Regions from separate parts of the Mus musculus genome. Here region 2 is linked to region 1. Evidence: chromatin loops called from intact Hi-C (ENCODE). Cell type or tissue: left cerebral cortex. All regions are shown on one strand.

Evidence for each region. A loop is a pair of places that touch in the nucleus more often than their neighbours do. Peaks named below come from ENCODE experiments on the same cell type or tissue, not always from the same donor. Only the 100,000 strongest peaks of a DNase experiment are listed, where the experiment ranks them.
Region 2: it touches region 1 in a loop (2.6-fold over the local background); 1 of 42 quality-filtered maps calls a loop at or near these places.

What each region holds. Positions count from the first base shown.
Region 1 is chr10:59,861,245-59,869,244 of GRCm38, reverse strand. Micu1 (mitochondrial calcium uptake 1) reads right to left here. Exons shown (of 12, transcript NM_144822.3): 11 at 7,593-7,682; 12 at 5,111-6,066. The coding sequence ends at 5,909. Among named protein-coding and RNA genes, the nearest start is that of Dnajb12, 14 kb to the left of the region's middle. In left cerebral cortex, a CTCF peak has its summit at 3,966 (motif pointing right); DNase peaks (open chromatin) are centred at 3,967, 4,791 and 6,152; H3K27ac peaks cover 268 bases.
Region 2 is chr10:59,386,599-59,394,598 of GRCm38, reverse strand. No RefSeq gene overlaps it. Among named protein-coding and RNA genes, the nearest start is that of Pla2g12b, 13 kb to the left of the region's middle. In left cerebral cortex, no CTCF peak of the experiment used is centred here; DNase peaks (open chromatin) are centred at 4,727 and 7,437.

The DNA of each region.
Region 1 (8,000 bases):
TGGGTACCGAACCCAGATTCTTTGCCAGAATAAATGCTCTTAACTGCTAAGCTACCTCACCAGCCCCCGACCTCCGTTCTGAAGAAGGGCTCGTCTTCTGTCTAACCCTGACTCTTCTCTCAGCTTCGCAGGGCCATGAAGAGCAACCACAGCACTATGTTACCCAATTACAAGTCATGACTGACAACCTAGCCATCTTCCGTGATTCGTGCCTCATGCTTGCCCCTTATCCAGTCACAAGATGCTGTGGTCTCGCCTTCCTCTAAACCTTCCTTCCGGTGCTGCAGCCTGATACAACCTGGGCAGTGATTCTTAACCCGTGGGCCACGATCCATTTGTGGGGGTCAAATGACCCTTCCACAGGGGTCGCCTAAGACCATCTGAAAACACAGATATTTGCATTACGGTTCAAAACAGTAGCAGATTACAGTTATGAAGTAGCAATGAAAATGTTATGGTTGGGGGTCACACCATGAGGAACTGCCTGGCGCTGGACGTGGGAAAATACAGGGGTGGGAGAGACCCGAGTCCCAACTCAGGAAGACGGGACAGGTGGATGCAGGAGACTGGACAGGCAGATGCTGGAGACTGCCGCGGGACCCCATAGAACCACCTTGGGAAGGGTGTCGGGCGGGCCGTGTGAGGCCGCCTGACCCTGCTCGGAGGTGAGTGGGGAAGGCACAGTCCGACTCTCAGGCACCACAGAGAAAGAGCGGGCTCTGGGGTCTCTGGGCCTAACGGAAGTCAGATACAATAGGTTCTCATTCTCTGACATTCCAGTCTCGGCTGGATGTCCAGGAAGAGCTGAGAACAAAGTGTGTGTGTGTGGAGAAGGGGCAAGGGGAGAAGGTGCTGGGTGGTTCCTGCCATGGTTTTAGAGCTTTATTGTAGAAAAGGAGGGAGGGAGGGGAGGAGGGAGGGAGGGAGGGGAGGAGGGAGGGAGGGAGAAGAGGAGGAGAGGGGAGGGGAAGGGAGGGGGGAGGAAGAGAGAAGAGGAGGGGAGGGGAGGAGAAGAGAAGCGAATCAGAGGGTGGCCATGGCCACATGGAGAAAGAGGAGAAGGGAGGGGGAGAAGAAGAGCAAGAGGTGAGAGTAAGAGAACAAGAGCTTGCTGGGCAGTGGTGGCACACACCTATAATCCCAGCACTTGGGAGGCAGAGGCAGGAGGATTTCTGAGTTCGTGGCCAGCCTGGTCTACAGAGTGAGTTCCAGGACAGCCAGGGCTACACAGAGAAACCCTGTCTTGAAAAAAAAACAAAGAGGAAGGGAGGGAGGGAGGGAGGGAGGGAGGGAGGGAAAGAGAGAGAGAGAGAGAGAGAGAGAGAGAGAGAGAGAGAGAGAGAGAGAGAGAGAGAGAGAGAGAGAGACCAGACAGCTTACCTGACTGATGGCCACAGAATTATGCAGCTTGGGTCTCGTTAGGAGCCTATGTCTGGGAGCATGGCAAACGGGCCTTCTGTCCCTTGCAGATTCATCTGCTGGGTCTCCAGGGTTTGAACTTAGCTTGACCAGAAAACAGGCTGCCTTTCACCGTCCCACAAGGAACTGTATTAAGGGGCGCAGCATTAGGATGTTTGAGAGCCACTGTTCTGGGGGAGCTTATGACTCACTGTGGACTCCACTGAAGCCCACTTAATGCATCGCAAGAAAACTGACCATTCAAAAATGCAGGGCTGGCCTTTGGGAGTGCAGCCCAATGTGCAGTGCTTGGCTGGTATATGCACAAAATGATGGGTTTTAACTTCAGTACTGAAGAAGGTAAACACAGTGCAGTTTATTACAGCATTTTCCCTCTTAGTGCCCCCAGTGGCTCCTAATTATTAATATGGCTGTCCTAACTTATTTACAGGGCCCTATAGTTGCCTTTCTTCCCCACCAGTCCATCTGTGATTGGCACTTTTTGTTATAATTTTTATGGATTAAATATATTGTGGTTTGGCTACTTGAATTTTATGTCTGTCTGGTAAGATATGTTCGAGAAAATAGTAATTTCACAGTTATTGGCACAGAGTTGCTTACAGTACTATTTATTGTTATTATTATTATTATTTTGTTTTTTTTTGAGATAGGGTTTCTTCATGTAGCCTTGGCTATCCTGGAACTCACTCTGTAGACCAGGATGGCCTCTAATTCAGAGATCTGCCCGCCTCTGCCTTTCAAGTATTGGGATTAAAGGCTTGTGTCACCACTGCCCAGCCAACACCCCTCTCCCACCTTTACCTACAGCGCTATTTTTTTAAGCTGTTGATTATTGGTAATTTTATGCATTTTAAAGTTCCTAATACCAGGATGTAGCTCAATTGGTTGGGTGCTTGTCCTGTCTAGCATGCATGAAGTCATGGGTTCAGTCCCCAGCACTGTATAAAACTGAGCATGGTGGTACATGCCTGTAACCCCAAGTTTATTTACATGTGTGTTCTCTATGTGTCTTGTGTTCAGGTGCACATACTCCATTACATGTATGTGGAGGTCAAAGGAAAATTTTGGGTGTCAAACCTCACCTGCCACCTTGAGACTGGCTCTCTCCTGTTCATTGCTTGCACATGCCAAGGGAACTGTTGCAGGGTTCTTCTGTCTCCACCTCCCACCCTCCAGGAGAGGCTCATCTGGAACTAGAGTCTTGTATTCTACTGAGTTTTCAGGATCCAAACCAAAACTCAGGTTGTCAGGCCTGTGTGGCAAGCATGTTACCCACTGAGACATTCCCCCAGTCCTGTGACTCCCCCCACTTAGTCTGTTGTGGCAGGTGCATAGCATACTGTCAGCCTGTCTTCTGCAAGAATGGAAGTATTTATCCATCCATCCATCCATTTATTTACTCATTCATTCACTCATTCATCTATTTATTTATTTGAGACAGAGTCTCTTTAAATAGCCCCAGCTGTTCTGAAACTCACTGTGCAGACCAGGCCAACCTTCAACTCATAGAAATCTGCCTGCTTCTGCCTCTCGAGTGACGGGATAAAAGGCTTTTGCAACCATGCCAGACCTAATAATGGAGATTTATAATTTTTCCTTAGGGTTTTTTTTTTTTTTTAAATGGTGCTAGGGACCAAACCCAGGACAGCACGCATACTGAGGTCCAGCTGTCAGTGAGCTTGCCGCTGCCTCTGTATAAAGCACACCCAGTAGTATACTCAGTTCTGAGCACTCAAGTATGCTGGTGGTGGAACCCAGGGTCTCAGGCACGCTGACACAAACTCTTACACTGTGCTACACTCCCAATCCCAAATGTCCACCAGATGGATGGTTTCTGAGTTACTTTGTATGGTTGTTATCTTCATTCCCACTCTTTCCTTTGAGACGGTGTTTCACCATCTAGTCTGGGTTGGCTTTGAACTCAAAGTGATCTTTTGCCCAAAGTTGCACCCCAACCCACCCCTCCCCCACCCCGACCCCCGCTCCCTGTTAGTTTTGGAATTACAGATGTGCTGCCAGCTACAACGCTTGCCACACTTGGCTCCCTGTTGTAACGCAGAATCAGTCCCTAAACCACGTTAGGAACCCTGGACTCCAGTTTCCAGGATGGACCTGGCCTTTGAATCTGCATTCCCTTGGTCCTCCTGCTCCTCAATCTTTGGACCCTTCTACTCAACTCACAGGCCTATTCAAAACGACAAACCAACCCCAATCCCACTTCTTCTTCCGGCAGCGTGTGTGGGCTTACACATAGGTATCGGATGGAAAGCTGCTTCACGGTAGCAGCTGTTGCACCTTCCTGTTTTCCTCTTTATGCGCATGCTCCTCAAAGACCTTGCTCAGTGCCTCGTCTACAGTTGCTGATTAGTGAAGGTGACATCGAATAGCTCGAAGAACATACATTTACTCATTAAATTCATTTTCTAAGTCAGAGAGCAATGCACCATTTCCCTCTCTTTCACCTGCAGTTGGATCCTCTCAGTTTCTTCTGCTATGCCTTTGGGCCACCCAGCCCTGCTGGCAAGCTGGACTCCTGCACTGAGCAGTTCTGCCAGCAGGTGGCACTGGAAGTCCACAGCTGAGCCAGTCTCTGCTCCTGCCTGACTTCTCATGACCCCTGTGGGTTTGGTCTGCTCGAGGCTTGCACCCTGGAGCTAGCACTAGCCTCCTTGGCCCGTGAAGTTTCTTCTTAACTGTGTGGCAGCAGCCATTGTCCACCTCTCCCCTTTCCTCCTTTCCCTAGAGTATGTGCTTCAGCCATAGCAGAAACAAGGTGGGGCACTAGAAGCAATTGAAAAAAATTTTTTTTTTTTTTTTTTTTTTTTTAAATCATGGAGCATTCTTAAGTTGCCCTTAGCAACAGTTTCTAAGATTCCTCTTCTGGTCTCCTAGGATAACAGTGAACCTCGGGTTAAGGAAGCCCAGCCGCTCCCCTGAAGAGTTCTTGTGGGGGGAAGTAAATGTCCCACCCAGCCCGTGGATGGCTTTCTGGAGAAGGGAAACGGGGGAGAGGGTGAGCGGGGATTACTGGGTCATATTTAAGACACACTTACACTGCACCGATGCCTCAGGCTTAGAGCACCCAGCACAGCAAAGCCCGCACTTAAGACTCCAGGCAGAGTGGTGAAGACGGGGCACGTCTCAGCGGAGAGCGAAGCCGGCCTCGTGGAAGGGAGGCATAGAGGAAGTGCCCACCTCTGCTTTCCTGTGCAGGTGTGGGCAGAGGCCCCAGCTCTCTTGCTGCCCAATCACCCCTGGCTGTGTTCTGAGTCAGGGTGGAGTCCCACGCTGAGGCAGACCCTGGAGGTTCTGGAGAGCTGAAGCAGGGGCTCATAGGAGGGAACTTCGGGCCCATCCAGCTCAATCTATCATTTCACAGATGAACGAACAGATGGGGACCGGGCTCAGCACCACTGAGCGGTGGAGCCGAGTCCATCAGACAACACTGTTGCTATGGTTCTCAATGCACATCCAACATACCGGATGCTCATAGGTCTGTGTCAGGGACTGTGTGTGACAGTTCCTCGGAAGCAACACTTCAAAGGAGATGGCACAATGCTACCCTAATGTGCAAACATGTGTCTTTTGTACCTGCCTCAAGTTGCTTGTGACGAGAGAGCATCAGTCTCTGGCTGATGACAAAAAACAAGGGCCCAGAGGAACGGCCTAAAAGAAAGAAAGGACACAGAGCTCTTGCGGGTATTTCCTGCAAAGTGCTATAATTAAAGTGATATTTTACGAGTGTCTTAGACAGAGGGCAGCTAGGCTCTGAGCTGGGTCTGGGCTCCACAGGTCCATAGAGAGGGGATGAGACACAGGGACAGGGGCTCAGCCATTGCTCTAGTGAAGCAGAGTCCCAGAGGAGGCATCGCAGGGAGCCTGGGAGGAAACCACAGAGCTGGGAAGTTCTGGAGAGCTGCTTAAAGCAGCCACTTGGAATCTGGATTCTGCTGGGGGCACAGTGCCTTCCTGGAGCCCCTGGTGGCTAACACAGACCCTCCTCTGGCCAGGCTTCCTGCCAGCTCAGGGTGCCAGGGTCATCTGCATTATCATTCATCACACTTCCTTTCGCCTGCCAGCTCATTTCCAAACTTGCAGCTTAAAAACAGCAGGAGGAAAATGGCAGGGAGTGTTCTTGCTACTATAAATCCACAGCGAGAGACAGATGTCAGAGCAGAGCAGAGCTGCCTCCCTCCCGGGCTGGCCGGGGTTGGGAGGGCTCCTGCACTGACCCACAGGGCACTTGCTAAGGGAGTTAACTAAGGTCTCTACTTTGAAGCCTCAGTCCTGTTTTAGGACCTTCCATCCGACTGCAGACTCAGAGCCTAGCAGAACACTGATGGGGTCAGGGCAGGGTGGAGAGGGAAGCCGGCTGAGCCCAGAGGTTACTCCCAGAAAGATGGGGAGGTGGGCACCACTCCCGATGCATCAGCAGCATGAAGGGCCACTCCAGGGCTTGCAGGGTGCTAAGGTGCAGGAGGTGGGAATACTATTTGGGCAGAGCAAAGTCCCAGGCAGTTTCTTGGGCACATTTCCACATGGCCTGCATGAGGCGGGTGAAGCCCATGTCCTTGGGCTTCTCCAGGCCTCTCATCAGCCGCTGCTTCATGATGGAAACGAACTCCTTGTTGCTCAGCTCCCCATTGCCTGGAGGATGAGGAGACACAAAGGTGTAAGTGGGGACTCTGGGATAAAAGCCACTGAGAAATTCCAGCCCCTACACCCTGTGGGTTCTGCAGCCCAGCACACACTCAACTACTCTCAACCTTAGCTCAGGATGAATCACCCAGCTCCTTCCCTGTTTCTAAACAGAGCCCACAGATGCTTTGAATAGAGCATAAGTCAGGTCTGTGTTGGAACAGAGATGGATGAACCTTGTGCATTGGTCCCTGGAATGCTCCCAGGTTGCAGAAGAGACATCGCAATAATGGGGCAAAGAGAGGACGCTGTGCTGCAGGGGAGCAGTGTGGAGAGGACTCTGTGCTGCAGGGGAGCAGTGTGGCTACTTTCTGTAGCAAGGAATGAGGACCCCTGGGGTGTGGCGAGGCTCCAGTTCAATCTGCTTTTCCTCCTGGGAGGTGTCCCTGTCGCCCTTTACCTGGCCAACCTGCTCATCCTTAGCCTTGGCCCTGGAACCCTTGCTGGTCTGGGCTTATACATCCTTCCCAAGGTGGATTGCACCCCATCTCTTTTTTTCTTTTAATTTATAAAATTCTGTGTGCATAGTGTCTACGTGCATATTCACTCTGTGCGTGGCTGGTACCCGAGGAGGTCAGGAGGTGACAGATCTCCTGGATGCTGTGAACTGAGCCTTTGCCCTCGGTACGAGCAGCCAGTGATCTGCCCTGCCCCTCATTTCTCTTGCTATTCTCAGTACGTGGCACAGGCTCTGGCATCCACTATGTTCTGTAAGAACAGAGCCGCAGCCATCTTCTTTCTAGAGACATTGAAATGTGTGTTCTCACCTACTGGCAACAAACTGTGTGTGTGTTAATATTTTTGCATCTTTTGCCAGGTGTGGTGGCACACGCCTTTAATCCCAGCACTCGGGAGGCAGAGGCAGGTGGATTTGTGAGTTCGAGGCCAGCCTGGTCTACAAAGTGAGTTCCAGGACAGCCAGGGCTACACAGAGAAACCCTGTCTCGAAAAACAAAAAAAAAAAAAAAAAATTTTTTTTTTTTTTTTTTTTTTTTTTGCATCTTTATTTTCCAGAGAAAATGACATGTCTGGGGATCCTCAGGGTTACAATTTGGGAGAACAAATGTGATTGCTGTTTTCATTTTGAAACCCATGTGGTCACTAATTTAAACCCACAGGCAAGGTGGAATCACAGGAAATGGAAAATGTCCTGGGTGTGGTATTACACTTCCTTAATCATGGCGCTCAGTCATGGTGTATACAGTAAGTTCCAGGCTAGCCAGGGTTACATAGAGACACCCCCATCTCAACAAAACAAAACTAAACAAAGAAAGAAAGAAAACAAAAACCCAAAATGAACCCAGAGACGTGGCTAACACAGACTGGGGCCCAGGGTGGTGACTCTCAAGCTCACAATGCCAAGGGCCGACCGCTGTGGAGGTGATGCTGCCATATAAAACTGCCCCACTACAAACAGGATCTAGGACTACAGCAAGGCCGGGTGCACCCTCTCCACTCCACGGGACCCCACTCACCATCACAGTCAAAGAGCGCGAACACCACGTCACACACATGGTCCGAGAGTTCGACCTTCGCCACTGTCCTGGCCACTTGCTGCATGGTCACTGAGGAAAGGAAACGCTGTGTTAGAGCTGTACAGACATCTCTCCTCTTCTCTCTCTGGAAGCTGGCTAAACCACTCAAACTCTGCAGTCATATCTGAGAAAGCAAGGCCGGCTGTGGGGGCGGCACACCGTTCCTTTAGTGCTGAGGACAGTGAGGGAGGAGGATCAAAGCACTGAGGGCAGCTGGGGCCACACAATGAGAACCTGTGTCAAAGCCATGAGCATAGTTCAAGGCCACAGAGGAGAGGCATCGAGCCAGTCTTCAACAATCAAAATGGGCTGTGCGTGTCTCAGTGATGCGGCACTTGAGAGACACGA
Region 2 (8,000 bases), 470 kb after region 1:
TGTATGCATGTTCGGTCCACACGTATGTCTGTAAGCCTCATGTGTGCCTAGTGCCTGGAGAGCAGAAGAGGACACTGAATCTCCTGAGGTTGGAGCTGCAGACAATGATGAGCCACCATGTGGTTGCTGGGAATCAAACCTGGGTCCTCTGGAAGAGCAGCCTGTGTTCTTAACCACTGAGCCATCTCTCCCTCCCCCTTTTAAAAGGCAGTATTGTTTATTTCATTCATGTGTATGTATATTTTGCCTGTGTGTATATATGTGTATCACGGGGATGCCTGATGCCTAAGGAAGTCAGAAGAGAGCATCAGATCCCCTGAAACTGGAGTTATGGATGAAGATAAGCCACCTTGTGGGTACAGCAAATGCTCTTAACCACCAAGTCACCTCTCCAGGCTCCACATATCCTTAGCTTTCACTGACTCTTCTCACATACCTCACATTCCTTTCTCCCCTATCTCTTGCCCTCCCTGGATAAGTCTTGTCACCCCCCCCCCCAGTCCTCCCTCCTTCTGTTTTCCTGTCTCCTGTTTTCTATTATCCCCATTCCCTTCACGTACCCTTCCCTCTGCCCACTCCCTCTATGGCTCTTTTCCTTGACTCCAGATCTTTCCAGGCATTCCAATGTTATCACCTCTCAAAGTTGAAGCTAAAAGCCATGTACAAGAGACAACACATTCTGTTTGATTTTCTGGGCCTGACTTACCTCCTTTCTGTTCTGTTTCGTGTATGCATTGTTTCTTGTTATTTATCAGTTGACAGACACAGAGGCCAATCCCATTTCCTAGTTAGTGCGAATAAAGCATCAATGAACATGAACATGCCAGGATTCTGAAGTAGGATGCAGCCTTTTGGGTACATGATCAGGAGTGCCATAGCTGGGTCATGTGTTGGCTGATTTCCACAGTGACACTAGTTTACACTTGCACCCGTTAGTGTGCTAAGTCTGTTTGGGTTGGAGAAATGATTCAGCAGTTAAGAGCACTGGCTGCTCTTCCAGAGAACCAAGGTTCGACTCTCTGCACCCACACAGTGGCTCACAACCATCTGTAATTCCAGTTCCAGGAGGTCCAGGACACCCTTTTCTGTCCTGCGTAGGCACTAACCACACACATGGTTCACAGACATACATGCAGGCAACACACATATACCATATATAAAATTAAAAGTGAATTAAAGGGTTTCTTTCTGCTCATATCCACTGTGTATGTTGGTTTTAGTTTACTCAATGATGCCCTGGGGAACATGGAACCTGAAAGAAGTTTTCATACGTACTTCCTTGATGGTTAAAAGTCTCAAACACTTAAAAGTACTCATTGGTTTCTTTCTGAGAACTCTCTGTTTAATTCTATAGCTCATTTTTAGTTGGGTCGTTTGCTATCTTGGTGTTTTGAGATCTTTGTATATCCTAGATGACAATTCTCTAGATACCAAAAATCTTTCGTCTTATAGACCAGCCCTTCGCTTGATTGACAGTTTCATTTGCTGGGAGGACACACCTGGTCTCATGACCTCCCACTTGTTGATTATTGCTCTTCCTGTGTTGCTGGAGTTCTACTCAGAAAGGCTTCACCCCTGCTTAGATCCTGAAGCATGCTCCCGACTTTTTCCTGTAGTAGTTTTGGGGTGCCTGGTCACATGTTGAGGTCCTTGGTCTGTTTGGAGTTGAGTTTGTGTGAGAGATAAGGATCTGGTTCTGTTCCTCTACATGCTGATGCCCAGTTGTCCCAGCACCATTTTTAGACATGGCTGTCTTTTCTCCAGCGCAGCTTTTGTATATTTGTCTTGTTACACGCGTGGCCATGTAAGCTTGTGTCTGCGTCTTTTATTCCGTTGATCTGGGTGTTTGTGTTGGTACCGAGCTGCTCTTATTGTGATAGATCTGTGGCATGACTTGGAGTCAGATATGATGATATCTTCAGCAGTGGTCGTTTGGCTCAGGGTTGCTTTGGCTATCAGGGCCTTTTGTGATTCCATCTGAATTTTAAGATTTTTTTTTCTATGTCGTAAAGGATGGCCCAGAAATTTTTATTGAGAATTCACTAAATTTGGAGATTGATTTTGATAGGATGGCCATTTTCACGGTGTTAAATTTCCTGATTCCTGAGTGTGGGAGGGTCTTTCCATCTTCTAGTGTCTTCTGTCATTTCTTAAACTTTTCATTGTAGAAGCTTTTTGTTTCTTTGGTTTGTGCGGGTGTTATGTTATGTGAATATGTTTGTGTTTTAATCCCAGGTATGGGATATGGGGCTGCTTCCGTTTGTCCACAGCCACTAACTATGATTGTTAGCTAGGAGGGGGCATGGCTTTTGTCAGCTGCAGATAGTTTAATTCTGGGGACTCTGGAGAGGGAATAAACGCCAGAGCCCAGCAAGGGACTGAGGCACTCTGAAGAAGAAAGAGAAGGAAGAGGAGGAGGAGGAAGAGGTGACTGCTGTTGGTCCCTGCTACTCCAGGTTGCTATTGTTGTGGTTTGATAAGAAGCCGGAGATATTCTGATGACACAGATAGGACTTACCCCAAGGAACCCGCAGCAGGAAGTAGTCTGTTTTGTTGTCGAGAAGAGATCTATGCTCCCCCATTTTCCCTCTAACCTTCCTCTCCTACTTAGTGTTGGGGGGGGCAGGGGGGCTGGAAGGGATTAGGGGGAAAATAAGGTTGGAAGGGAGGTAAAGGTATAAGAACCCCATAAAGTAATAAAAGAATTAGCTTCAACAGGAATGTATTGTTTCCCTCCTTTTCAAAGCACACTTTTGCCAGATACAGAATTCTCAGTAAAGGAGAATCTCTCTCTCCTTTGCACTCTTGAGATATACTGCTCCTGTTCTCTATGGCAGCCTTCTGCTGAGACACTGGACAGTCCTACTGAGGATGAGCCCTGCTGGCTTGTGTTCCACGAAGCCCTGCACACAACTGCTTGCTTAGCACAGGGAACTCCTCCTGTATCCTCAGATCCAGTCCCAGCACCAGTGCTCAGCAATGGGCTCCAGTACCAACAGAATTCACTCATACAGTATAAGTTCAAAGCTGCCAGCTTTAGGAACACAAGGATAGTAATGTATCTTTAATTACCATTACAGGGTAAACACAACAGATGGGATATTCAAAATAAGTTCTTGCATGCAGGACATCCTGGTGAGACAGTGGCAATGGAGTCTGCATGCCTACTTGCTGGTGCCAAGGAATCACCTTGTTGTTTCGTAACATAGGATGACTTGAGTGTTTCCGATGAATATTCCATAAAGCATAAACCTCAACTGTTTGGGGTTTGATTGACGAGTATTGACATCTATAAATCTCAAATAGCAGAGTGGTCATCTGGTCTAACATCTGGTTGTAAATTTACAAACAGTATTATGTAAGTAAATAACTACATAAAATATTTACAACTGAAAATGAACATTAAAACTGGAAGCCCGGAAAATATTGGCATTCAACTTCAAAAGCAACTTCAAATATTTTACAGCCGAGTACCCAGGGCTCAGTGCTCAGTGGCTCATTTTATCCCCACAACTCGGGCAGGCAAATCTAAGAACGTAACAGCCTGTATCACTTTACAAAAGGTAATAAAGACTGTTGGAAGGCTTGGGTTGGCTGATCACTTAGAGTCAGGATCATGTGTAGCTCAGGCTGGCTTTGAACTCCCAATCCTCCTGACTCTGCTCCTTGGGTACAGAGCTTACAGGCAGCTGTCAATCACATCTGCCCACCACACAGTTTCAGAGACATGCCCAATCTGGCCTGTTGAAACCCACCCTCCATCTAGCCCTTTGCATCTAACTTTGGAGGCTGAAAACACTCCTGGTAATATTTTTCCTCCCTGCTTTCTCAGTAGACTCTGGAAGAGAGATTAAGAATTTGTATTGAAGTTTGGAACTCAGGATTGTTGGCAATAATCAAGCCCTAAGGTTTTCTGGGAGCCGAGTCACTCTAGGGAACGCCTTTCCAGATTTATCCAACAGATGGAGGACAAAGCTCACACGGAGGAACCAGGGAGGTCTTCCCAGGCTTGGTGTCTTAGTTCTCAGCATCTGATGCTTTCCTCTTGTGCTCTCAAAGGAAGCTTCAGTGGCCCCTTGCCTTTTTAGTGTAGCTACTTTCCCCTAATGCTACGTGTAGGGCTGGGGATAGAAACCAGGGCTACAGGCATGCTAGGCAGAGCGTTGGATCAATTCCTCCTACCAGGAAGAAACTCAGGTTTAGAGGCAAGCCCCTTTATCAGCCGACTTACCTCAGTGACCCTTGCTTGCCCATATACAGGGTGGTACAAAGCTCACAGCTCAACCCTTCAAAGGTTTTATTTCACAGACCACTATTTCTGCTGCACCTCAGTGTTCCACAATTCTTCACTCTTTTTTCCCACCTTGAGTCCAAATGGATGAATGGACGCCATCTTTAACTCTAGATTTAAACATGCTCTCAACGGACTTTTTTCTTTAAAGTCCAAATAACAGTACTGTCCAGAAAAATTAATGGTTTTATTTAAATCACTATAAAGTTGAATTGTAAAATCTTGTTCACAGAAATGTTGTGGCAAGTATTGTTTTTCTTACTTTCTTATATTAATGCCTTAGATTTAAGCATTGATGTTAAAACCTTACATGCAGGATGTAAATAGAAAAACTGGCAACAGCAGATGTCCGCCCCATTTTTCCACTCAGAATCAGTTTTCTGACTCCATAATAGTGGTGGGATTGCATAACTCCAGAGCTACAAATAACAGAAAGAGGAAGAACATTTTCCATAATGAACCAGTTCCCATCACAGTGGCTTCTTAAACAGGTGGCCGCATATGCAGCGTGCTGGCTGCTGTCTTTGGACAGGACTGTCAGGCTCCCAACTGAGTTGGTGTCTTCAGAAAGGCCAACTGAAGACTCCCTTGTCTCCCAAAAGCATGGGGTTGAGTCTTGTCACAAACCTTTTTTTTTTTTTTTTTTTTTTTTTGAGACAGGGTTCCTCTGTGTAGCTTTGTCTGTCCTGGAACTTGCTCTGTAGACTAGGCTGGCCTACAGAGATCTGACTGCCTCTGCTTCCCGAGTGCTGGGATTAAAGCCATGCACCATCACCTGCCAAGGACCAGCCTCAGACCTTACTCAAGGACCTTACTCAGGGTTCCTGAGTAAGGGGTGTTTGGGAGTGGCAAAAGAAAGGACTCAAAGTCAATCCTAGGTGTAAGCTGACAGCCCTGTCTTCTGCTCAAGGCATCTCTCCAGGCTGATCTCCAGACAGCTCAGCCCGTGCAGACCAAAGCCCAGTCTTTTATTTGCATATCAGTTCAATCCTCCACCCCAGGTTTCCTTTTGCTTATCCCATGAATCAGCATCTTATGACCTTAGCCCCTTGATTCCTAGAAAAGAGAGCAAGTACATTTTTTTTTTAAACATAGCAATTGAACTCAGAGATCTGCCTGCCTTTGTAAGACAGTAAGTTTAGCTGGGTGGGATCTCACTCCAAGATCACCACTCCCTAAACCTCTTTATCTCCTTCTAAGTATCTTCCTGACAAGCTGGCTCATAGTGCAGCTGCCTCTGTTCTTTTAGACCTGTGACGCCCCTCATAGAACTTATTTTGTATAGTTCAGAAATTATATATTTTTGAACTCATGTTTTCAGAGTTCTTTCCCACAGCCTTAAGGGCTGTCCAGAAGAAGGTCACAGCATTTACCATTTTGCTGAGGAACATAAACACATTTTAGCCTTCCAGATTTGTACTGTTTCTAATTATCATGGAGTCATTAACCCTGGCAGAGAGAGCATTCCCCAAAGGAAGAACATGAAAATATGTACATTATTATACAAACAAGCCTTATGCCTACAGCAACCATTAACACTCATGGAGTCCCATGAACAGGCCAGGGGCTGCTCTACTCCAGGGGCAGGACCATATCATGCCATCATGCCATCCCTTCTGAAGCACCCATGCAGACTTTGCCTTGAACTCTTGAGGAAAACTTTCAAATGAGTTATGGGGTGGGTGATGGCTAGTTCCATGAGGGTCTTTTCTCGACCAGTAGAGTGCACACTCTCAAGAGCAGACAGGAGCTCTCATTGCTTCCTGGGTTTCTGCCCACTGAGGGGTGGAGACCTCTTCAGCTGCAACTGTGTTAACTAGAGAGAGTTTGTTTCTGGAGTTAGGGGGTGATGGGTGTATGTGTATATGTGGTGGTTTGAATAAGAATGGTCTCCATAGATTCATATATTTGAATACTCAGTCATCAGGAAATGGAATGGTTTGAAAGGATTAGAAGGTCTAGGAGGTGTGGACTTGTTAGAGGAAGTGTGCTATGGCAGGATTTTCCCTGTCAAATTACATTGAAATATTAGTGCAGCAGGAGGCCTGTGATTGGACGGGGAAAAGAGAGGTAGAGCAAAGAGTTGCAGGGACAGAGAGCGACTCAGGGAGAAAGGGAGGAAAAACAAAATGGAGGACAGACAGGAAGGAGATCCTGAACCAGCATGGCTTTAAATAGCCACAGGTAGCTATGATATCATAAAGGATAGAATAATTGGGATAACTTGTCTAATCTAGGTGGGCAGCTTGTACCATTATCAATTGGCCCTGAAATTATTGTGTGGGCATCTTATGAGTTGAGAATTTATTGATATATAAATCTGACTTGTTAATTATAAGCTTCTAGAGTTTTGTTTCTACCAGGTTGCTGGATGTTGTGGCATTTGACAGCAGGGTGGATGGTCATTGCGTGGGGCTGGCATGGCAGTGAAGGGAACTCCAGAGGTCCAGTCCTACCAGAGAGTTGGTGGGCAGAGAGTAGCTAGATAGAGTGCAGGAACTTGGTGGTTCTTTTTTAATATTTCCAGTTACAGGTGACACAAAGGGTGGGCCCTGAGCTCCAGAGCTCCAGTCTCTCTGTCTTTCTGTTGCTCTCTCCTTCTCTTTTGCACACACACTCGTGGATCAGGATATAAAGCTCTCAGCTACCTCCCCAGCACCACTGCCTGTGGACCACTCTATGCTCTCCACCTCTAAAACTATAAGCACTTAAATGCTTACTTTTGTAAGAGTTGCCTTGGTTCTGGTGTCTCTTCACAGCTACAGTAGAGCGACTCAGTGTGCATGTGTCTTTGTGTGCATCAGCTCGTGTGTGTAGAAGGCAGAGGATACCCTTAGCTGTCTTTCCTCAGGTGCCACCTACCTTTTTAATTTTATTTATATACTTGCAGGGTCTCACTGTACAGTCATGGCCAGCATGAACTCACTATGTAGAACATACTGGACTCAATCTCACAGAGATCCATTTGCCTCTGTCCCCTGAGAGCTGAGATGAAAAGTATAAAAGTGTGCACCCGACTGCATTTATTTATTGATTGGAAACTTTGTTTTTTTAAAGTTGCAAATTAAAATCACACACTTTTTTTTTTAATAGTGCAGTCTGTTACTGGCATGCAACTTGCCAATTAAGCTAGGCCGGCTGCCCAGCAATCTCAGGAGCCACCTGTCTCTGTCTCTAGGCTCTGAGACTACACACAGGCATCACCATGCCTGGCTGAGTCCTGAGAATCCAGCTCAAGTCTAGCAGGTGTTATTAGACGCGTTCTCACGACCGGCCAGGAAGAACACAACAACCAGAATCTTCTACGGCAAAGCTTTATTGCTTATATCTTTATCGGGCCAGAGTGTAAGAAGCAAGAGAGGGAAGCAAGAGAGCGCAAGAAGCAAGAGAGAGAAAACGAAAACCCCTTCCCTCTTTTAAAGAGAACAACCATTGCCTAGGGCGCATCACTCCCTGATTGGCTGCAGCCCATGGCCGAGCTGACGTTCACGGGAAAAACAGAGTACAAGTGGTCGTAAATACCCTTGGCTCATGCGCAGATTATTTGTTTACCAACTTAGAACACAGGATGTCAGCGCCATCTTGTGACGGCGAATGTGGGGGCGGCTTCCCACAGTTCCCCCTTTTTCTTTTAATAAGAGCAAATAGGCCACCCATATTAATGAGAGTGGAGATAGAGGTCAAATCCCCAGTGTGTAGGTAAAGGAGC